2 separate regions of the Mus musculus genome follow, and region 2 is linked to region 1. A link is a loop called in an ENCODE intact Hi-C map of the cell type or tissue named here. Cell type or tissue: heart. All regions are shown on one strand. Each heading gives the region's core, and the rest is flanking DNA. Links, peaks and the distances in the headings are about the cores only. Region 1 has its middle 37 kb from the start of Cdkn3. Region 2 has its middle 140 kb from the start of Gm34499.

The links. A loop is a pair of places that touch in the nucleus more often than their neighbours do. Peaks named below come from ENCODE experiments on the same cell type or tissue, not always from the same donor. Only the 100,000 strongest peaks of a DNase experiment are listed, where the experiment ranks them.
Region 2: it touches region 1 in a loop (2.3-fold over the local background); 2 of 42 quality-filtered maps call a loop at or near these places.

What each region holds. Positions count from the first base shown.
Region 1 is chr14:46,718,515-46,729,518 of GRCm38, reverse strand. No RefSeq gene overlaps it. Among named protein-coding and RNA genes, the nearest start is that of Cdkn3, 37 kb to the left of the region's middle. In heart, for the core only: CTCF peaks have their summits at 3,580 (motif pointing right), 5,428 (motif pointing right) and 7,270 (motif pointing right); a DNase peak (open chromatin) is centred at 7,288.
Region 2 is chr14:46,071,053-46,083,216 of GRCm38, reverse strand. No RefSeq gene overlaps it. Among named protein-coding and RNA genes, the nearest start is that of Gm34499, 140 kb to the left of the region's middle. In heart, for the core only: CTCF peaks have their summits at 2,668 and 6,298; no DNase peak of the experiment used is centred there.

The DNA of each region.
Region 1 (11,004 bases), core at 727-8,726:
GTTGTGAGTCACCAGATGTGGGCATTGGGAACGGAATCCAGGCTCTCTCCAGAAGAGCTGCAAGCACTCTTAACTGCAGAGTCATCTCCCCAGGGCAGTTTGCTTTTGAACCAACAGCTTGGGAGGGTGGGGTGGGGTGAGAGTGGAGATGGGGATAGGATGACAAATGGATGATTTCCAAGCAGGGGTCCTCAGAGGTCACAGAGCTTCTGCTGGAATTTCTTGGAATGCTTGTTCCTGGGACACTCCCCTGGGAACTTAGCAATGAGCAGTGGCCCTCAGGTCTTAGGAAGAGGCCAGGTGTGGGCCACTTACAGACCTCTGCTGGCCTGAGCAGCGATCCCATCCCATGATGTTCCCTATCGAGAACTGTACTGCTGAGCCCATTCAACTCCACAGGACTATGGGGGATAAGGACAAAATAGTATTTTGAGCCAAGAGGGTTCACAGCATTTGTCAAGCGTCACTGGACAGCCAGAAGACCTTTGAAGTGTAGAAAAACAAAATGAAACAAAGTAACAAAAACGTTATTGCCAAGAATACTTTAGGTTCTTATCCAATCAACCTTGGACATGCCGCCTGGTCTCACACACAGCTTGTTTGAACTCAAGCACCAGGGACTGCTTCTCCACCTCCACTTTTCTTTGGTTATATACCATTGATGATTTTACATATGTATGTTTAAAAGTCTTTAGGACCTCTAACAAGCTTATACACATCAAATCCTCACACGGTGAGCAGCGAGTACGCGGAGTGGGGGAGGGCAGTGTGGACTCCTTTCAGCTGTAGCCGATGTGGTTTTATTTCAGGAGAATAATATTTCAGAATAGATTTCTTTTTGGTCCGTCCTATGTAATAGCTATTTCTCAGGAAGTGGTCTGCAGCACATTTTAGTTAGTAACTGTGGTGGCTAGGTTTCTGTCAATGTGACACAAGCGAGAGTCATTTGGGAAGAGAGAGCCTCAGTTGAGAAAATGTCTGAATCTGGTTGACTTATGGGCAAGCCTGTGGTGCTTTTTTGTGAGGGATTATCGATGTGGGAGGTCCCAGATCAATGAGCAGTGTTATTCCTGCGGCTGTGGCCCTGGCTTCTATAAGAAAGCAGGCTGAGCAAGCCAGTGAGTGCGTGCCTCCATGGCCTCTGCTTCAGCTCCTGCTTCCAGGTTCCTGTCGTGAGCTTCTGCCCTGACTTCCCTCTTCCCTAACTTGCTTTTGGTCATGGCGTTTTATTTCAGGAATAGAAGCTTTAAGACAGTAGCATTGATTTTGTTTCTATTGGATGCATCTTTGCTTTTACAGTAAATTGTAATTACATACAGTAAAAATCATGCTTATTTGTACATCACTATGCAAATTTGGGCTGTTGCAGACAGCGATTACAGCCTCAGCCAAGCAAACAGCAGTTCCATCACCCCCTCCAGAATTCTTTTCTGCCCTTCGTATAAAATCAAGCATCTCTCCACTTTAAGCAATCTTGGGCTTTTTTTTTTTTTTTTTTTTTTTTTTTTTTATAACTTACTCAAGGAGAAATTCTTATAGAATTCACCATTTTTTTTTTTTCAGGTAAACAGTTCAGTGGTATTTAGTTCACTCACTCGGAGCCACCACCATCTCTGGTTCTTCCTGATATCTTCCTACTATGCCAATGCAAAACTCCTTGCAGCCTTCTTGCCTATCCCTGCTCCCACGATCCTTTGCAACTGTAGACCGGTTTGTATCCTGACTGTGTTGATGTATCTATTTGGAATATTTCAGATAATGGGATCATGCAATATACGACCCTTTGTGCGTCATCTAATGGAGTGTTCTGGAAGTTCACAAAGGTGGTCTGACTCAGCCGTTCATCCTCCCTCACAGGTAAACACAGTGAGGCCCCAACAAGCCGCCTGGAGTCCTGATGCTGCACATCACAGCAGAGTGGAGACTTTCCTGTCCGGAGGAAGCGCTTGCAAAAGAGCCAATAGAAAAGTAAGAGCAAGCGGGCATGAAGGGGCTTCATAATCAGAGGCCAGCTGTGGTGAGTGTGCATGCAATATGTGACGGAGGCAGATGTGGTTTCAGCCTCTCATTTGACCCCTGCCTGAGGACATTAAGCTGAGGATGTCAGCAGGTACCATGTAAAAACATATTTTGTTTTGCTCAGTGTCTTAGCCCTTTTAAAGACGCGTTAGTTAACGTTGATGCAAATGGCCCTTGCTAGGAATTGATAGCCCTGATGTGTCCTGCAATGTTGTTTTCCATGGCTTCCTTTCTCATTCCCACCTTGCACACCGTGACGCTTCCAGATCGCTAACCCAGTGATTTTTCTCATTTTCAGAGCTTTGTCATGTGCTTAGGGCCCATCAGTGTCTGTAAGGTTATGGGGTCCCCCGTCTGCTCTACCACAAGGCTTGGCCACTCGGGGAGGCAGGACACGGGGAGTTGACCACACTTACCCCACGCCATCCCCGGGCCTGGGACACACTCCTGGGGTGGGGAAGTACAGTCTGAGGCGTGGGACAGCCAGAGCTAGTGTAGGAGTTCCTGGGCCTGTGGTGAGGCTGGGGTGTCTGGTTCTTAGGCTCTTGGACACCCAGGCACCACTAGGAGCAGAGGAAGAGCTAAGAATGGAGTGGGGGCCCATAGGCTGGATGTGGCTCAGGACCCCGGGGCGGGGAGAACTCTAGCTGGTCCCAAGGGGGAGTTCTTGACTTGATGGGCAGCAGTCTTGGGCTTGGTGGCAGCTGTGGCTGGGAGCACAGAGAGGCCTTCTAGGGGAGACTAGATGGTGGCTCTGTAGGCAAAGGTCTTTGGATCCTGATGAAAAGAGGCAGTCCATGGTTTTAAGGCACTTATTGTCATTTCAGAAAGAGAATGAGTAAAACCATACCCTATTTCTCAGGGTGGGCCTGAGGTTAAATGCCTTTTGCCGGGAGGAGTGTCTGGGAAGGAGAGTGTATTGGCTAAGTCCTCCAGGCCTTTAGTTACGTCATTAAAATGGAGCTCTGCCTTGAGCCTATGTGACTACAGGTCACATCCTCTACCTGTGGGGGCTTGAGGTGTTGCCCTTATGTGACTGATGGCCACCAATCTGTGGGGGCTCAGGCTAGTGACAGGAGCCTAGTCCCTGGGAACCAGGAGAAGCGCCTACCATCCCTTCAGGATCACCAGGTTTTTGAGCCTTAGCTCAATGGGGAACAGGTCTACCTATCACGGGCCCACAAGTGTCTACTTTACTTAGGTATCCCTGGCTTTGACCTGTGGGATGTCTTTCTGAGAACTGACCTCCTTGCTAGTCTTGTGCTTAGCCTTCCCCTTGACCACTCTAGTCTTGGGTGCCTCCCCATGTGTGTAGCCTTCCCCCTGACCACTCTCGTCTTGGGTGCCTCCCCATTTCAAATGTCAAACCTTCTATTATAATAAAAGAGAAAGATCTTTTCTTCCAAAATAAGTTTTTTTTTCTTTCTGATGTGAAAAATCTGTTTGTGGCTGTATCATTGCAGTTGAAGTAGCTGGAACCCTTTTCATTGGGGCATTCTACACTGTGTCAGAACCTGTGTCCTCTATGAGCTGGCACTAAACCAACCAACCAATAGGGGGCGCTGCAGGCCCCTTGCAGTCCAGACAGAACAAACTTGAGGACACAAAAGTGATATGATATTTCAAAGGCCACCACAGCAGGCTAGCGTTAGGAAAAGCGAATCCAGTAATATATTTATTTAATTCCTTTTCCTGCAATGTTGGGACATGGGCCACATGCTACACAGTGCTTACTACTGAGATATATCTCAGCATGGTTTCTTCTCCCTCCCCTCCCTTCCTCTCCTGTCCCATGCCCACCATCACCCCCTGTACCCTCATCTGCATTTTTAGCACCCCCAGGCTAGCAACATATCAAGACTCTGAAATTGCAATCTTCCTGTGTCAGCCTTTTAAGTGGTGAGATCATGCATGTGACACATTCACAGTATTGCCCCCTCCCTCCAGTTTTGAGAATGAAACCCAGGGTCTCACTGAACCACACTTATTTTTTTAGCATTGTATTAACAAGCTTCTACATAACAGTCGCCTTTTCTTTTAAACTGTGTGAAAGCCCTCTCTAGGCTGAAGTTGAAATGCAGTCTACAAACAGCCCAGCCTCACAAGAGCACAAAATCCAAAGAAAGAAGAAACCAGTGGGCCATAGTCTCTCACTTTGCTTTCCAGACTTTCATTGAGTTGAAAAAGCCAGCATGAGGCAGGTCCCCTTCCTTGGCTTGCTCTGCTATGGAGTTCAACACTGGAAGGCCTGAATGGTGAAGCCGGCAAGGAGCAGTCAAATGGATGGGAATGCCAGCAACCGGGTGAATTATTACTTCATTCCTGGCTGACGAGGCAGGAGGTAAGATGAGAAGTGAGTGAAAAAGCCTGTGGGCTCCCACGTGGACTGAGGGAACCAAAGCCAACACGGAGAGGACAGGTCAGAGTTGAAAGCTACATAAGGGTGGAGCTGGGCAGCATTCTGTCTAGTGAATAGGTTTGGGTTTGTAATGGCTATCAGTCAGAGGTTGCATAAAGACAGGGTGGACTTCATCTACCTCAAGCCCCCAACTCCTGTAGTTCTCAGGGACACTTTCTCATTTTGGTACTTAAGGTGGCCTGGATCTTTTAAAGGAGTGAGCTCCACTACAAACGTCGATGCCACTTTTAGAGGTGCCACGTACCCTCCCTTTCTTTTTCTTTCCCAAATAGATCCCCCTCCCCAGTGCTGGGGGCAAGGGAGCTGTGGTGTGTACCACTTAGATACTTGTTTCTGGTGACTTTTTGTTCTGAAAAAAAAAATCCATCCCTATGAAATTAACAAAACAAAACAAAAAACTTACAGCATATTTTCATGCTTGCACCCATCACCTCACCTCTCTCTGTCTCTCTGCCCAATCTCCCCACATATCATTACTTCTTCAAATACATTCATACTACAGCTGAATGGCTGGTGTCTTGGACTCCACCTGTCTCATGCCCTTACCACAGGGACCAAGAAGGCTTGGTATCACTCTGTTGTTCATTTAGATATCACAGTCTTGCATTTCTAAACTACTTTGTAGTTTGCCAAACATGAGATGACCATCCCACCACATGTTGTCTCCTAACAATCACATTGTAAGCTAGAATACCTGTTTTATTTTCTCTCCTCATTCTCTTCCTCTCTCTCCCGTCTCTCTCCTTTCAGCCTACAGAGGGAGAATATTGCTCAAGACAGAAGATGTTGAATATTGTTTATATTATAATTGCACAAAAAACTTTTAATTTTTCTTCCTTTATATATTTCCCTCCAGGTTCCAGTAACACAGAACTGGCTTGCCACAGTGGAATGTGGCTGACAGTCATTTGTCAGTCATACTGTTAAATCCAGTTCCAGGCTGGGTTTAATAGTAAACTGCAATCTAGACTTTTACCTTTAGAGGGCACTCCTGTTTTAATAATAGCATAGCCGCTGGCCCCAGACAAGAAGCCAGAAACCCTTTTTCTTACTCTGTAGTTAGGAGATCCTGTACCCCTTTACAGACAGACAAGAAACTCATTGTTGCAGATTGCTTGTTCCCTAGTAACAAAGTTATCTTGTAATTTGTAACCTTTGGTTACAGTTCTGTTCAAAGTGGGAAAGCTGAGCTGCTAGAACGAGCTCTCTGGAATCTCTTGCCTTGCCCTTGGTGGCAATGACTTGCACGCTGGGAGCTGCAAGGGGTCATTCAAAAATGGCAGAAGGAAGCAGTCATTCCTTCCCTGAGAGCCTCCATTGAAAATGCATTTCCCACTTCTCCTGCACCTCCCAGGGTCTTAGGGGACCTGCTTTCTTCCTCTGCTTTAACCTCACCCCCTCTCCCTTCCTGTTGGAGACAAGTGAGGAACAGCAAATCTGCCCTGCCCAGCACTGGCTCCCTTCAGCTCCCTTGCACCTTCCTGGGCTGGCTGGCTCCCTTTGGTCCCTTAGTCTTCAGTATCAGAGAAGCCTCTCAGAAGAGCTGGCCTCTTTCTCTCTCTCTCTCTCTTTTTTTCCTTTTCTTTTTTGTCTATCCCATCTGAATAGGTTTCTCCACAGCCAGACATTTTTAATTAACAAAAAAATCAAATTATGGTATAATTTCACATATCATGAAACCCACCATTTGAAAATGTCTAACTTAATTAGCTTATTGACAGTATTGCAAACCATCGCCAACCCTCTGAAGTAACCCCATGGCATTAAGAAGTCACTCGTGGGTGGTAAGACGACCAGTGAAGACAATTGCCAAGGGGCCTGGTGACTTTCTGGGATGCACACAGTAGAAGGAGAGAGCTTGACCTTCTGCAAGCTCTCCTCCCTTCTCCGTGTGTGCACTGGGGCATGCAAGGATCCACTGCCCTCCACCATAGAAACAAGTAGTTGTAAAAGTTGACAGAGAAGCCATTCCCCTCCGCCATTCTTCCTAGTCCATCACGCCCAGAGCTATGTCCTGTTTCTGCGTTTACCTGCTCACCACAATGCATCCTCTCTTCTCTTTAGTTCTTCAGGCCAGAAACAAAGTTTGATATTTTTCTGGAGTGGGCATTTATGTATCACTTTTTCTCTGAATCCATGAGTAACATGTGGAGTTCCCTCACAGCCTGCCTGGCAATAAAATTCGAGGGCCTTGTAACATAAGGAAGTAATCAGCGAGGGACGTGACCACTGGGGAGCTACTGTAGAAGAGACCAGTCTGTAGGTGGGGCCTGAGGTCCCTGCTTCAGTCCACCAAGAGAACATCTTCCCCTCCACTGCACTGCCAGCTCCCTGGGACTCAGGTCTCCCCTAAGATGTTTCTGCTATTTACTTGCAACCCACAGAGGCTAAGTGCAAAGCGTTGTACACGTTTCCAGAAGACTCTTTGAGGGCTGGGTTAGGACGCAGCAGTAAGTAGAAACAGGATTCTCAGAGAAGCCTCACTCCCAGGCATAACGCGAGCCCCACTTGCGTCTCTCCACAGGGTCTGGTAGACCCTCTGATCGTTTCTATGATTGCATCCATTTTTACAGACATCAAATGTAGGGGGTTGGTGGATTTGACTCAGCGGTTTGACTGGGGTGCTGACAGGCCAGCCTTACTCTCAACCGCTGCTCCCGTGCAGCCTCTCAGACTCACTCACACACGAGCACAAAGCCACGATGCAATGTTTACACATGACATCTGCAGCCGCATTATCGCTCCTACTAAAATGGCTCACAATGGCATCATAAACAAAGAAGTATGTTCCTATCCCCACAGCTGCTGTGCACTGGGTAAAGTGTCCACCAGAGGTCCAGATATCCCTGGGTTAGAGACTTGGCCTCTGGGTGGCACTAGTGGGAGGTGATGGGACCTTCAGGAACAAGGGTCTAAGTCTTTAAGCTCTTGGTGGCAATGACTTGCATGCTGGGAGCTGTAAGGAGTCATTCAAAAACAGGGAAGGAAGTAGGCATTCCTTCCCTAAGAGCCTCCATTGAGAATGCAATTCCCACTTCTCCTGCACCTACCCCGGTCCTAGTGGATCTAATTTTGTCCTCTGCTTTAGCCTTTCTCATTGAGAAGTACATCTCTCTTTATTTTTTTTTTCAGATTCCTTTTTTTTGTTGTTGATTTTTTTCATTTCTTTTGTTTTTGATTTTTTAAAAGATTTATTTATTTATTATACATGTAACTACACTGTAGCTATCTTCAGACATTCCAGAAGAGGCCATCAGATCTCATTACGGATGGTTGTGAGCCACCATGTGGTTGCTGGGATTTGAACACAGGACCTTAGGAAGAGCAGTCCGTGTTCTTAGCCACTGAGCCATCTCTCCAGCCCTGAGAAGTATATCTCATTGAGGATGTACTTTTGAAGATAATATAGAACCGTGGTGTCTTAGTTAGGGTTTTACTGCTGTGAACAGACACCATGACCAAGGCAAGTCTTATATAAACAACATTTAATTGGGGCTGGCTTACAGGTTCAGAGGTTCAGTCCATTATCACCACTGGAGGATGGCAGCATCCAGGCAGGCATGGCACAGGCGGAACTGAGAGTTCTATGTCTTCATCCAAAGGCTGCTAGTGAAAGACTGACTTCCAGGCAACTGGGGTGAGAGTCTTAAGCCCACACCCACAGTGACACACCTATTCCAACCAGATCACACCTATACCAACAAGGCCACACCTCCAAATGGTGCCACTCCCTGGTCCAAGAATATACAAACCACCATACCTGGTCAGGTCTCTTAAAGTTATTCTCTCTCTCTCTCTCTCTCTCTCTCTCTCTCTCTCTCTGTATGTGTGTGTCAGAAGACAACCTGCTGGAGTCAGTTTTCTTGTCATATGGGTCCCAGGAGTCAGAGTCAGGTCATCAGGCTTGAGGCCAAGTGTCCTTACCCACAGGAGTCTCTCCCTGGCCAAGCCGACCTCTTCCTGTGTGCTTCTCATTTCCTGATAGAAGCTGCTTGCTTGACCATGGCTCTTGCCACAGTGCGTTGCTCTTCCCAGAGGCCCCAAACAATGAAGTCACTTTATTTTGATGAATAAACCGGCAAAGAAGGGTTTTTTTTTATTTTATTTTTTATTTTGTTATACAGGGGAAGTGACCACCAGGGTGTCCTTGGAAGTGGAGTGACTGGGTGATGTTGGGAAGAACTCCCATCTGATTGTACCTTCATGTTTCTCAAGCAAGTGGGTCTTGGAAGGAGGTCGACCCCAGGAGAATGTACTCTTCACAGCTTAGGCATGTGTTTTAATCAAGCTCCCCCCACCCCCACCCCCCAGGGTCAGAACGAGGAGAATGGGCACGTAGATAAATGGAGATGAATTGTAAGGCATTGGTTCACACATCATGGAGGCTGGGGAATCCAGACCTCCTGAGTTGTCCCACTGGAGACAGGGGGAGAGCCAGGGCTGCCTCTCATGTCTGAAGGACCTAGGATGCAGAGTTCCTCCAGTGAAGAGAGGCCAGCCTTTTGTTCTATGCAGACTTCCCATTCCGATCGGACAGGGCCACTTAGGTCACAGAAGCCCATTGGCTTGATTCAAACTCCACAACTTTGGGTACAAATCTCCTTCCCGAATGCTTTCTGGAACAGCTATCTGGAATTGTGTTTGACTCTGGGTCTGGGTTTTGTGGCCCAGCCAAGGAGAATCCAAATTAACCATCAAAGTCAGGACTCAGTGTGCCAGCCTAGTTGCCCAGGACCTGGAATGGGTTGCTAGGAGGACAATGCTGTTGGGTAAGTGTCAGAGATCCCTGCCCCTACATGTGGGAGTCCAGCTTGAGCTACTCATCAAGAGCTACTGAAGACTTGCTGTGGAGGGCTTGCTGGGCAGACTCCAAGGACTTGCCATACACCCATCTTTAGGATGGTGGGTCTGAGAATGGTTGGTTTCCTCACTTTCTATCTGAGTGGCAGGGGACTAGTCACCACTCCCACCCCGCAACCTCCCAAGAAAGACAACTGCTGCCATCCGACCCTAGTCATTTCTCCCTGGCATTCTCTTGACATCGTTGACTATTTACTGCGGTTGGGCTCTATGGACTGGGGACATGCCAACTAGTAAATAGCCATATGTGGAAGCGAAGAGAAGCAGGAGGAGAAATGGACGCTGCCGTGGCTAGCTGTGTGCGTGGGACACTGGTGGCTCGGGTCATGAAGTTAGGTGGCCAGAAAGTCTTTCCCAGTAAAAAAGAAAGAGAAATTTCCAGTAGGCAAAGTCTGAAATTCTCAGATCCCTGTGAATTCCAGGCAGAAGGACAGGAACTGCCAGCCCCAGTCGGGGCACCTGAAACGTAGAGGAAGAGGCCTGTGGGAGGTGCAATGAGAGAAACCCCAGGACAAGAGGGAGGAGAGGGATGGGGCCTCCAAATGCACGGTGAGGGCCCAGGCAGCTATTGTGAGAGGCTTGGAGTCCCGCCACCGGAGGGTTTGTGAAGAGCAGTAATGAAGTCTGGCCACTGTGCCGGGAACAGGTTGTGTGGCAGAGGAGGAGGAGGCAGAAGCAGACACACAAACACCCCAGCACGGGAGAGAACAGTGAGGGCGAATGGGCCCAGCACAGTGGTAGGGACTGGCCAGGATCCCAGCATCTGCTCCAGGGTCTGCTCTGAAGCTGAGAGACAAGGTTTGCTGCATGCAGGGTGGACTTTATGAAGTTCATGTGTGTGCATGTGTGTGCTGGTCACAGGAGTGGTGTGTGTGTGTGTGTGTTGGGGGTAACATTCCCATGCCAGTCTAGCCCCCTCCTGCCCCCTCCTGCGTGATGCTCTTGATGGCTTTAGGACTGCTGTCCTCAGTGAGGCTGTCTGAGGACTGGATATCCTGGGGCTGTTCAGGATGTGTCTCTGTTGAGTCCTTTTCTCTTTGTTTCTTTTCCTTATTATGGTCTTTGGATTATTTTTAAGAGTTACTATTTATCTTTAATTATGTATATGTGTGTGGGTACGTGCATGTGAATGCAGTTGCCCACAAGGCCCGAGGTGTCCAGTTGTAAACTGCCTGATATGGGTACTAGGAACCCACTCAGGTACTCTGCAAGAGCAGTGCTCTAACCACTGAGCCATTGCTCAGTCCAGCCCTTGTCTCCAGTTGGGTCTGCACAGGAGAAAAGTCCCTTCCTAGGGCACGGGCTGATTCCAGCCCTGGGGTGGAATGTGGGTTTGCCCGCCTCCTGTGTGCACTGCAGACATCAAGGCCCAGTGGCCACTCAAAGGAAGTGACCTCATAAATGTGCCTCCCAAGCCACACAGGATGGGTCGGGGTGCGACGTTGGGCCACTCGCTCTGGTTTACAGCAAATTCAACAGCTTGTGGCCTGCAGATCCTCAGGATAAATAGCTGGAAAAGCCTGACCCTGGCAACCTCATTTCTCATTCCTTTCTTGTTACAGGTAATAGAGCTGAAAATGTGGTTTTAATTATGGCGCTAATGAAAACTGAAAATCCAGACAGACACTTGACGAACTCTGCTGCGCGTTATATTACATTTGTGCTAACTACAAAGTACCCAGCTGGATGTAACATTATCCCCTCCC
Region 2 (12,164 bases), core at 1,818-9,817, 650 kb after region 1:
ACCCATTCTAAGAACCTTCTTGGGACCCAAAGAGTAAAACACGGTCACTCTTAGTCTAGGCACTGACAGTGGGTGGGTGTGATTTCATCTGCACAGCTCATCCTCTGATCACCCCAAGAAATCCCTGCAGGGCCCTGTCTTGGCCACTGACTCCACAGGGTTCACTCTCTTTCTTCTCTTTCGCACTCCTTTAAGAAAGCAGATGCAGTTCCTTGACCACTCCCATTAAAGGGGGTCAAAGATGGCTTGATCATATGTTTACAGAATTCTTTAGTTGCTAAATGTTCACCTTAATTCTCTTTCCCTGTGTCAGGTCCAGATTGGGGTCTGATTGTCTGGGGATCAATCCAACGCAGCAACAGCCCTTTGGACTCTGTCCCGTTGGCATCCTCCTGGAGTCTGATTTGGGTATCTCGCACCATCTGGATTCACACAGCATTCTACCTAGAATGTTTCAACTGGCTTCTTCACAATCCTGTCATGAGCTATGTCTATTGAAAAGGCCAGGTACTTACTTTTCATCAGATTTCAAACCAGTTTCTTTCCCACAGAGCGACAAGCTTGCAAGCTGAATAATCCCAGGTGAGATCTATTCCAAGTGCAGATCTCTGCTCTCAGGCATGGTGCCAGAAAGAAGGGTTACCGTCCAAATGGTTTATGCTTCCAAGATAGGTCCTTGGGGTTGTTGGTTTAAACCTGCATACTCCAAAGGAAGCAACCTGATATCCCACTGACTGGAATCCATCAGGTCGTTCAAAATCACTTTAATTGAGGCCAATAACTTCACTAAGATTTGATACTCTCTAGAGACTTTTGCCCCAATAGGTGAATTGTATAAGTGGCTCCTCCAGAACCACCTTCCACATACTCCACTTTAGAGGCAAATTTAGGAATGCAGGAATTAGAATTAGTCCTTTACCTGACTTTCCACAGCTTCTTACAAACTTCTGAACTCTAAAACCTGAAAGGTTTGATGTGGTTTCCAGCCATTTGTTAATTACAAAACAAGCAACTTCTCCATCCAGGAGGGATGCTCTGCTCTCCCATCCTGGTCAGACAATGGCCTAGTGTGGCATTTAGGATCTTTCCAGAGATATTACAATTCTTCATGATGAGAAAGTGGGTCAAGGAAGATCCTCTGTTTAAATATATTTCACCTATCAAATATTTATTAATAATCTCTATGAGCAAAGCTTTAATGAAGGTCCCTAAGGCAAGGCAGTATTCCTCCTCTCCAGGGTATACAGTGTGAGCCTACCCATGGACTCAGATGCCTACATTTTAAAAGAGATTTTCACAAACAGCAGAAAGTATTGTAAAGGGAAATGAAGCTCTGGAAGAATTGATAAAGTCTTGTGGAGGATGTGGCTTTTGAGCTGAGCTCTGACTTTACCAGAAATATTTCCATGACAAAAAATGGTGGGTGACCACCTGACATCACATGATGCCTCACGTGAGGACACTTGAAACACAGATACAGGTGGTCGTACAGTGTTTCTTAGGATGCTTTTTCATAGAACACCCACTGATGACCTGGGAAGTTGGTAGATCCACTTCAGCAAGCACCAGAAGAAGTTGCCCTCAAGAAAAGTAACTCCATGGATAATCCACTCATATTGCAAATTACCACCCACACTTCAGAAGTCCAGTCCTTAGGCATGCCTTTTGACACAGCTTAGAACCCATCTTGTTTTCTTATGGCTGACATCGTTAGCTGTGTCTCTTCTATGTAGAAACTATGCTCTTCCTATGCTTTTTACTTAGATACTCTGAGGGTTAGTGATCTATACCACTGAGAACCCCTCCTTGGTGCCGATAGGGGAGTTTAACATAGTCTACATAATGCATGCGGTATCTTAAATCCTACAATCCGAAACATGTTCTTCCCTTTCAATGAAAATCCTTCCATCTGTTTTTATGTGATCCACTAAGGCACATACTAAAACTTCATTTTTCTCCAGGTGAATAAAAAGATTCAGCAAGATCAATGGTATGCTTTAAAAGTCAACACCAGAGGCAGTGGCTTTATGGATAACAGAATGAGTCTGGGCTGTTGGGAGGATTTAACAATGCTCCAGGCAAGAAGTAACAAGAGCCTGAACTAAAGCAGTAAGGCTTAAAAGAAGGGGCACATTGGGAGGAATTTGGGAGATAGGATCAAAAGGGAGTGGCAGCTGATTGACGTACAGAGAGCCGGCAACATCTATAGGAGGAAACACGTGTCTCACAAATAACAAGAGTATCTGTACTTCTATTTGATGACTTGTCATCAGAGTTATAATCAGGGTGGACCATGTAGTGTTATCATCCAAACTGGGACATCACTAATAAAGTGAATGCTTTCACTAGAGCAGAATGGTTTCAAGTGCATCCAGATGTCAGTCTTCTGGCGAATAACAGCTTCCATGTCTTGTCATCAGGCACCGGCATGAGTGAAGTTGGCTCCCTCTACAACAAATGTAAACTTGTAGGATTTTCCCAGACATTTACATAATACATGCTCTTGGTGATCCCAGGAAGCTTGCTGTTCCATTCACTATGACTGTCATCTGGAACAGTCTCCAAGACAAAGCACTCACTCCCTTTGACATTCATACACTCATTTGATTTTTTTCACACAGTGTATTTGAGCATTGATATTCTCCATTATTCTTAACTAAAACTGGTGCCATGTGAGCTCCACCTGTTGGTACTAAGTCACACTAATATGTCATTACTAACATGAAAATAAAATAGTAGTATTGAGTACCCACAGAAGGCCAGACTTTGCTTGTATCTTTTCCTGAAGCTCCCTGCCCCCTACAAGCCTATTTCTAATGTTATCACAGATGGAACAAAGGAAGCCATGAGAGGAGACGAATGATCAGTCACCAGGTGCCATTTTCAACAGTGTTTGGTTATTGCTGTTATGCCTTTGTCCTTTCATCCTTTGTCTCTAAAACCAGCCAGATTCAACCACTGAGTTCGGAGAACAGAGCTCATGCCCTGGAATTATCTGATCACATTCTCACCTCTTGCCTTCGGACATAGGAAGTTACAGATTTGTGTTCACCTGGGAACACTTCGAGTTGATGTCTAAACAGGCAAAGGCTGCTAATCATATCAAGTAGCAATGGTCACACCAGCAGAGAGGGATGAATGGGTTGGGCAGCATGGTGGCACTTGCCTTTCAGCGCAGCGTTTGAGATACAGATCTCTGAATTTGAGGCCAGCCATGGATAGTAGTAGAGAAACCCTGTTTCAAAAAATAAAATAAAATGAAATAAAGCAACAGTCACACCAACGCTAGATAGCAAGTCAGTCCAAACCTCAGTGGCTTCTAAGAACAAGCTTTTCGCTCTTTCCCCTCAGAAGCTGCCTGGAGATTAACTAATTAAGGCTCTTCACATGATGCCAGCTTTAATCCAGTCCTAGCATCCAGGATCATGCCAGGTTTTCTTTCTTTCACAAATCATTTATGAAAGGCATGTTCTTCTTACGTGACGGCAGGGGTGTAACAAGAAAGCAAACTCAACTGCGTATATAAACTTCTTTTACACCACATTTCCTAGTGTTCCCAATGAGTCATATGGTCAAGCCAATAGCATAGGCCAGGGAGGATGCAATGTCTAGTGTGAGTCACACCAAGAAGGTAGCTGTATAATACTGCTACCTAGAATTACAAAAATATAAAATTACAACAAAGAAATAACTCAAACTACGACAAAAACGTAGTTCAAGCTAATGGAATTCAATTCTTAAACTTCATTTGAGCTATTCAAGAAGTAAACTCTACTTCCAATGACTAATTCCATGATGAAGGAAGTCTAAAGTTTGAGTTCACCACTTAGAGACAAAATTGAATCACTGCTGAGAAAGAAGAGCCTACATAGGTAGAACAAAGTGGTAAGAGCTGATTCTTGACCTACACTATACCCAAAGGCAGAGTTGTGGACTTTATCCAGTTTGGGAACCAATGACACCAATTTTGCTTAAAGTGATTGATTTAGACTTTTTGTCACATTCAGACAGAGAGATCCTAAGAGTTTTAGTGAATGGGTGAAACTGTCCTAAAATCTGAGCTATAGTGCATGATAACTAAGCCAATAAGCACTCTGGCTAGTACACACACTACATTCTTCTAGCTCATTCTTTAGCACATTCACTTCCATCCCAGCCTTTCCTGTGTGAAATAGCATGCAGTCATGGCTCTAGGCCATTTCATCTTGTCTCCCAAACAACCTTTAAAGCTATTTCTCATCACTAATATCTTAGTGATACCTTATGTAATATCTTAGCCCACTAGAAGCCTTGCATGACTTAAAACATTTCTCCATATAGAAAGGAAAAGTTTACATCTCAGGATAACCATTCAGAAGTGGCAAAGTTAATATGTTTCTGAGGAAAAAAAAAGAGAAATTTTTATGATTGTACTATATTCTGGCTCACAGCATTGCAGTTTTCTATCTTGACATTAGGGAAGAAACAAGATGTGCTTAAGAGAGAGCCCTCGATTTCAGAACTGAGCAGTTTTTGTGCCCGTCACACCAATCACTGAGTCTTGATGTGCCCACCTGCCTTGTGTGGATTTTTACAATAATCACCAAGAGACTATGAATGAAATATTCTTGTTACTTTTTTTAAAAATAATGTCTCATTTCCTAAATGTGACATTGAGAGAGAAAAACCTCTTGGCTTAGCTATGTGGACTTTATTTTTATCACTTAACTACATTGGTCCTCGTCTGATCATAACATTGAGTGAAAAGGGGACCATTTCAATCAGCCATTTCTTGGCGCAAAAGTGTGTACTACAGGTTCAACCAAGAGCCCAGTCCTCCAAGTTGGCTAGCTAGAAGTGGCTCACAAGTAAAACTAATAAAACAAACACCGATGAGAGGAATTAGATAGGTAAGGTTGGCTGAAGCAGCCCTGTCATGCACACAATGCCACACAAAAGACAGGACATACCTGAACTTGACCTAGATGTATGAACGCCGGGCTGAGAACCAAGTGTCTAGTAAAGCTCTCACTAAACTCTCTGTGAGCTACCAGACTGCATGTCTAAATCCCCCATGAGTCCCTAAACTCTGGGGTAAAGTGGGGCACCGTCTTTTCCCCAGAATCAAAAGCAATTTCTGAAGTCTAGAGCGAACTCGATAAGCACTTGCTGGATTTCGTCTCGTCACATTTAAAACCACCTCAGTCCCAAGACTCCACAGATGTCTTGGTGGTAGGCTGGCACCATCTCTGCCCTTTTGCTGAGCTGAGTAGAAACTTAGTAGAGAGGAATAGGCACTCCCTGGTCCGTATAAAGCTCCTATCCGACTTCTGTGAGCCTTTGATTGCTTAGAGTGATTTCATTTCCCTGACCCCTTTACATTACTATCTAAAACCTTTAGAGCTAATTAGAAGTGGGAGGATCAAAGATGATATATTTTAAATTTGCTTCCCGCCTCACCCACTTAAAGAATCCTAAGTAGCCCATTAAGCTGGAGGCACTTGCTGACAGGAAGGGAAGCATCTGGTGAGCAAGTTCTCTTAATTACATTGAAACATACTAACAAGAATAGAGAACAGTCCTTAATGACCTCCCCTTTGGTGGCGGAATCCACTGCAGAGTGGACAGTCATGGCTCAGAGCCAAAACCTAATGGTTAGCACTGGCACAGAGCACTCAGGCTCGCTAGGACTTAATAATCTTCTCTCCACAGAGAAAGTGTTTTAAGCATCCAGAACATAAATCCTACCACCTGCATGTAACCGAGCTCCAAAATAGTTATTTAGGGCATCACTTGGAACCCTCAGTAAATCCACCTGAGTGTTACCTTCTCCGTACCTTTCTTTGCTTTTATACATATCAAATAAGACCAAAGCTTTGCATTTTGTTTCAACCAATAACAATATTTAAATGCGACTTGGCAAAGTACTGATTTAATTATTGCATACCCCAAAGGGATAAAGAAACACAAAAAATAATTATCCTCATTATGACCTGGATGGGTTAATTATTTATAATAACATTTGTAATTCCACATTCAGCTGAATCCTCCTGCCAACTCTGTCACCCGTGCAAAAAAAGCAGAGTGAAAGCTTTTCTGTCTAGGTTAGACATATTTTCAAAATATCCGCACTTCTTGTTTCATTTATCTCTGAGTTTGATAGAGATTTTTAAGTGAAGGCTGGAACGGCTTAGCAGGAAAGATCACTTACTTCTCTCCCAAAGTACCTGGGTTCAGTTCAATTCCCAACATTCACACTGGGTAGTGTACAGTGACCTGTAGCTCCCATTCCAGAGGATCAGATGCTCCCTTCTGGCCCCTGTGGGTACTGCATGCACACACATGGTACACATGAACTTATGTAGAAACATATAAAAATATGTAAGTCAATCACAAAAAAATTTAAGTGGCTTTCACAGTATGATTAAAAATTAAGATTTTAAAATTGGTATTAAAAGTTTAAAAGAAACTGGAAAAGCAAACAAGGGAAGAAAATATCTTCACACCAAGAGTAGTGCTAGTACAGAAATATGGATATGATAAATTCTTACCTGGATGTGGAGTGACAGAAGCCTGACTCTAAACTTCCCAGTAGCCCACTCAGAAGACTCATATGCCAGAGGGAGCACTCAGCACACTGAGGAGGAAGTTTAAACTCATCTCAAGCAAGTGTGCTCCCCAGTACATAAGAAATACTCAGAATGACTCTCTGTAGTAGACTCAAAATATGTATGCAAAATAAAAGGAAGGTGGGAAGGAGGGAGAAAGGAGAGAGGAAGGGAGAGAGGGGAGACAGGAATAAGGAAGAAGGGAGAAAAGGAGGGGGAAGGGAAGGAAGGAAGAAAGGAAGGGAGAGAGGAAGGAAAGGAAAGGGGGGAGGGAAGGAGGAAGAAGGAAAGGAAGGATAAATGGAGGAAGGAAAGAAGAAATTAAAAGCTCTATGACTAGGAACCCTCGTTATTAATATCCTAGAAGATAGTAGATCTGCAGTGAAGGTGAACCAGTAGCATGTTATAGTTTAATAACCCTGGGTATTAGCCAAGACACTTTCTGTAGAATTTCTTGATGTGTACTTAAGGCTTTTATATCTATATAACAGAATTCTTATAAAGGTAGGTATGTCCAAGAGATTGCACAGAAGTAACAAAATAAGGATTGTTTGTCCCTAAATCATCCCATCTGTACCCATTGGATGATGCCCAGCCGTCTTTGCAGACACATGCATCAAGCAGTTGGCTAACGGTCCTTGTAGACAGGATGTCTCCTGTTTCCATTTGAAGTTTACTCCTTATTAAAATAGAAACACTACTAATTTGTCCTACTTATTTTATCTTCCTTTTGCATACAAAGTTCCCCTAAACCGAAAAGAAGTATTAAATCACTGTTAAGAGACCTCAAAATATCTTGGTCTTCAGTGAATTTCAATGATTTGGGAGGGGGAGACTAACCTCAACTGTTTTGAAGCATTTTATTCTCCTCCCCCTCCAGCTATCATCTACACAGTCACCTCCAAATATTGTCTGAACACCCCGACACACTATCTTTGAAGTTGGCCTTGCTTGAGCAGATTTGCTGAACGCTAGGTATACACCTACCACTCAGGATTAGAAGCAGTCCATGTGACAGACTTAATCAGTCCCTTGGTTTCTCAGACACACAGCTGGTGCTGAATTCTTTCTTGCTGGTGTAATATTGTAAGCGTCTTAAAATTAAAGCTGCCATTAAATTTCCATCTTGTTCTTCAAGTAGGCTGCTTTTTTGGAAATAGCACATGTCCGCAGTTTTATGTGTTGGTGCCAAAGAGATATTTTCTTCTACATCAAATCTTTCATGTTTGGAAAGAATAGCCCAATTGAATAGAAAAGCCAGGGAAGAATCCAAGTTGTTGGATCTGGGCAATCGCCGGTTCCCTAGAATTATTGGTGAAAATAAAAATATGACCCTCCTTGGCAGGTATACGCGACAGATGCTGCATTTAAAATGAAACGGAGAAAAACATGTGGGATTTATAGAAATTCTCTCCCTGTCCAGATTGCCTGGCCTCTACGAGTCAAATGTCACTTCTGCAGCACGTCATTTGCCAGTTCTTCAGCAAAACAAACAATCTTTCTAAAAGTCTCCCTCCCAAGGATAATAATAGAGCAGGGATGTCATGATAATCAAGAGAAGGGGCCTGCAGCGGCCGCCAGATTTTTTACAGGGAAGTTGAAGAGAGGATGAGAAAACGGAACAAGAGGCAGAAACTCTGTCGAGCCACAAAAGTGAGCCTTGAATCCCAAGAGTTCCTCATCCAGGGGAGATTGCTGGTGTGGCTGGGCAGACAGAGGTTAGGTTATCAGTGAACAGACGGATAGCTACCCCACCTGTGAAGAGACCTGATGCTCTGTTCTCACCTTCTTAAGCAATAGTCAAATTCCCCGCTTCAGGCCCACAGCCATAGTCACCAGGCAAAAATGGATGTCAGAGTTTTAAATTTGCTGTGGCGGAAGTAAAGCACAGAAAAAGACATAGATTAAGCCTTTTATCCCTGATAAGGAACTCTGAGGGGCGTGTGCTTAGGGTGGGGTAGTCTAACAGCCTTATACCCCCCAGTCGTGTAGTCTCTCCTGAGCAAGTGCCCTGTCTATTCAGTCTTCCAGGTCTCTTCTGTCAAACGCCATGGTATCCTTTTATAGTCAAGCAAGAAAATGTGAATGATACTGGGCTGTGGGCAAAGTGTGTGTCACTGAGTGCTCAGGTAAGCAGAGTTGGCTGGTGAGGGGAAATGTATGGGAATCCTAGGTTCTGGCATATCCTAAGAAGTTATTTGCCTTGAAGACAGTAAAGCACTGGACTAGGAGCATCCTATATGACATAAATCTAAAGACAGGGTAGGTTTACAAGACAGAGAGAACTCTTAGTAATCGTAATTTCATATCTTCTTCATTCTGGGGTTCTCTGGATGTAACGATAAATTCATGAGGCTAAATAAGAAGTTCTCCATTTTTGAAAAGTAAATTATCATTTTTTTTTATCCTGAATGGTCTCTAGATTCTTAAGCAGCCTGGGAGTGAAAAGCTATGCTTCAATTGAGCACACTCATTTAAGGGATGAATAAAGACTTTTTCTTGGTTTGGCAATCACTGGGCTTGTCGAAGAGGGTAGAAATGCAACTCCTCTATCTGAGAAACTCACTTGTTAAGAGCAAATTGTGCAATATCTTTGTTAATCATCATCTCCATCTAGATAGCAACAAACGAATATTTATATACCTCCCAGGGCACTGTCGGTCTCAGTTCACATTTGGAAGATTATAATCCTCAGATGAAGGGAGCTACAAAATATAATCATTTTATTTTTCAACATATATTCAAGGAACAAGAATTTAAGAGGTCATTTGTATGACAAAGGGCAATGAGGTGACATGTGACATGAAAGAGGTTCATCAGCTTCTAATTGTCGAATACTCCTTCTCTGATTCCAGTTTCCTGGGTTAGGCAGTAATAACGCGGTGGTGAAGAAGAGAATTAAAGATTTGCTCATTCACCACAGCGTTTTGCCTTCAGTCTTTAGGAACCTGCAGAGTCTATGCCCATCCAGGGCAGCTGAAAGGGAGGGATCTAGCAGCCACAGGAACATCAGTAAGACAGAGCTCTACATCTTTTTTTTTTAATTAGGTATTTTCTTCATTTACATTTCCAATGCTACCTGAAAAGTCCCCCATAACCTCCCCCCAACTCCCCTACCCACCCACTCCCATTTCTTGGCCCTGGCATTCCCCTGTACTGAGGCATATAAAGTTTGCAAGACCGATGGGCCTCTCTTTCCAATGATGGCCGACTAGGCCATCTTCTTTTTTACCTCTTGAATTGCACTTTCGAATCCCCTATGTGTCAACAATTCACCTGTTCTCCTCTTCAAAACAATTCATCCCTGAGTTTTCCTTTCAGTACCTAGCTGCCCAAGAGTGGGGCCATGCTGAATGCCCCCTGGGGACAGTTTCCCAAAGGCTGCACTTGCTGAGAGTTTTCAAAGACTCTTGCACGGCTCGATCATATTTATAGTTTAAGTCCTGAAGGAATTAGAGAGCAGACATAAGGGTTTCCAATGGCCGTAACAATGTTCCAGAGTTACTGGCTATACCACACATAGAATTCCATCTTTGATTAGCTTTAAACTATCTTTCTGTTCTCACCACAGCCCATGGTTGAGGCATCTTTATAAGCATGTTAAGCCAAATAATCCTTCCTACCTGGGGTCCCCTCATTCCGATCCCTCATCCCTAAAGTTTCCTCCGGAGTCCTATTATGACACTTCAAGGCTCATCTCAAGACTTTGTAGTTGCTATCTCAGAAAGCCAGTTATACCATCTGGGTTCTCATAATATTCATAACAACAAGCGTATTAGCCTGGTTTTATTCATGTATCCATGCACAAATATACACATACACTGTGGACTGACAAATAACATATGGAAAAATAATTCATATGCTTACTTAAATATTTTAATCTACTATTGACATTTACATTGTTTATGTAACATATATGCTACATGTATTTTATTTACATGTATATACTTGTGTGTAAACATTTGTTGTAAATTATTATATTTATATTTATAAATGTACATATTTCCCAAGCATTTGTAGTTATTGGGTAAATATATTAAGCATGCTAAATATTGTTTAAATATATTTATAAGTTTATACAGGCATGTATTGTCATGAGTGGGATCTGTAATGTTCCAAAAGTCCCATGTGTTAAAGGTTGGTCCTTAGCTACGAGACCAAACTATTGAGAGGCGATAGAGTCTTTAGCAAGTAGATCCTGATAAAAGGTCATTAGAGAAGTCGCTGGGGAGCCGCTTACTCATCTCATGATCTACTGTGTCACCACAATCCCAAACAAAGGAATACAACCAGCCACCATGAGCTAGAGCGTCTGGAGCCATGACAAAAATCACTTATATCCTTGTCAATCATTTACCTCAGTATTGTGTTACAGTGTTGACTAATAGATGCATATACCCAGTTTTATATATTATGCATGTATATATTTTGTTAATTATGCATTAAATATTAAATTTAAAATAAATATAATTATTAAGGGTCTTGCCTGCTTCAGTCACTAGGTTATAAACTCTTTTTAAAAAGTTCAGAATCAGGTTGAGACCTGATCAGACACAATGCCCGCCTTTATTAGACACTAACTCCACGTCAGGTGCTGGGTTAAGTGAACTGTGTATTTGATCTCATTTAATCTCCCTAGCCATCCAGTAGGATTGATAATTACCTGCATTCATAGGTGAAGAAATAAAAAATCAAATGTTCTCAAACAAATGATATAATGTGCCATTAGCCTTAAGTGTTTAGGTAGGCTTCCAGCCAGGTTTGGTTTTGATTCCAAAAGTCTGGCCTTTGATCACCTCATGATGCTGGAAGCCATATGAGGATGCTAAGTCCTAGTAGGCAAGTGCTTAGTAGTCAGCAAACCAATGGTGCGCATCTGCAAACCAGTCTCTTTCCATTGTGCAGATCAGTAACATTTCCCTGCCTTTCATAGGCCAGGAACCAAGGTCTGAAGTGAATCCTGAACTGGTAAAGAAAAACACATACCCCTTTAAGGAAAGAAAACTCAGATTTCATAAGACAAGAACAATAAATGGACATTTTAACCTCTCCGCTGTAAATCTAAAACATAAACTCTAACTCCCTCAGAATCTAGTGTTTGTCATTCAAAGTGTAACTCAAATGGGCACGTTATGAGCAAAGCAAAATCACAAGCCTTTCTCCCACCTACAGAATGAAAATCCTGTGTTTGGACAGGATCCTGAGTGCTTCCTACACATGACAGAGCTTAAGAAGCACACATCTAGAACATTCTCACTTCCTGCCACAAAGCATTAATTGTGGTTCTAAATGAGAACCGCACGACCCTCTATTACTGGGCCACCGTGGAGATGAGGTAGGAGGTGAACTTGAGAGTCTAATATTAGCTTTGCTGTAAGTAGGTGATGTGGCCTCTCACACAACAACTTACTGTCTCTGTGAGTGAATCTCTCTCTGTAAGATTCATGAGGAAGAAAGAAAATGAGATTGGTAAGAGAGGAATTAGCAGATGTTATTGCGAATGTGACTGTTTCTGTTAAAGTATTCATTAAAATAAATCAGGAAAATAAGACAGCGGTCTGTAACATCGTGGAGGAT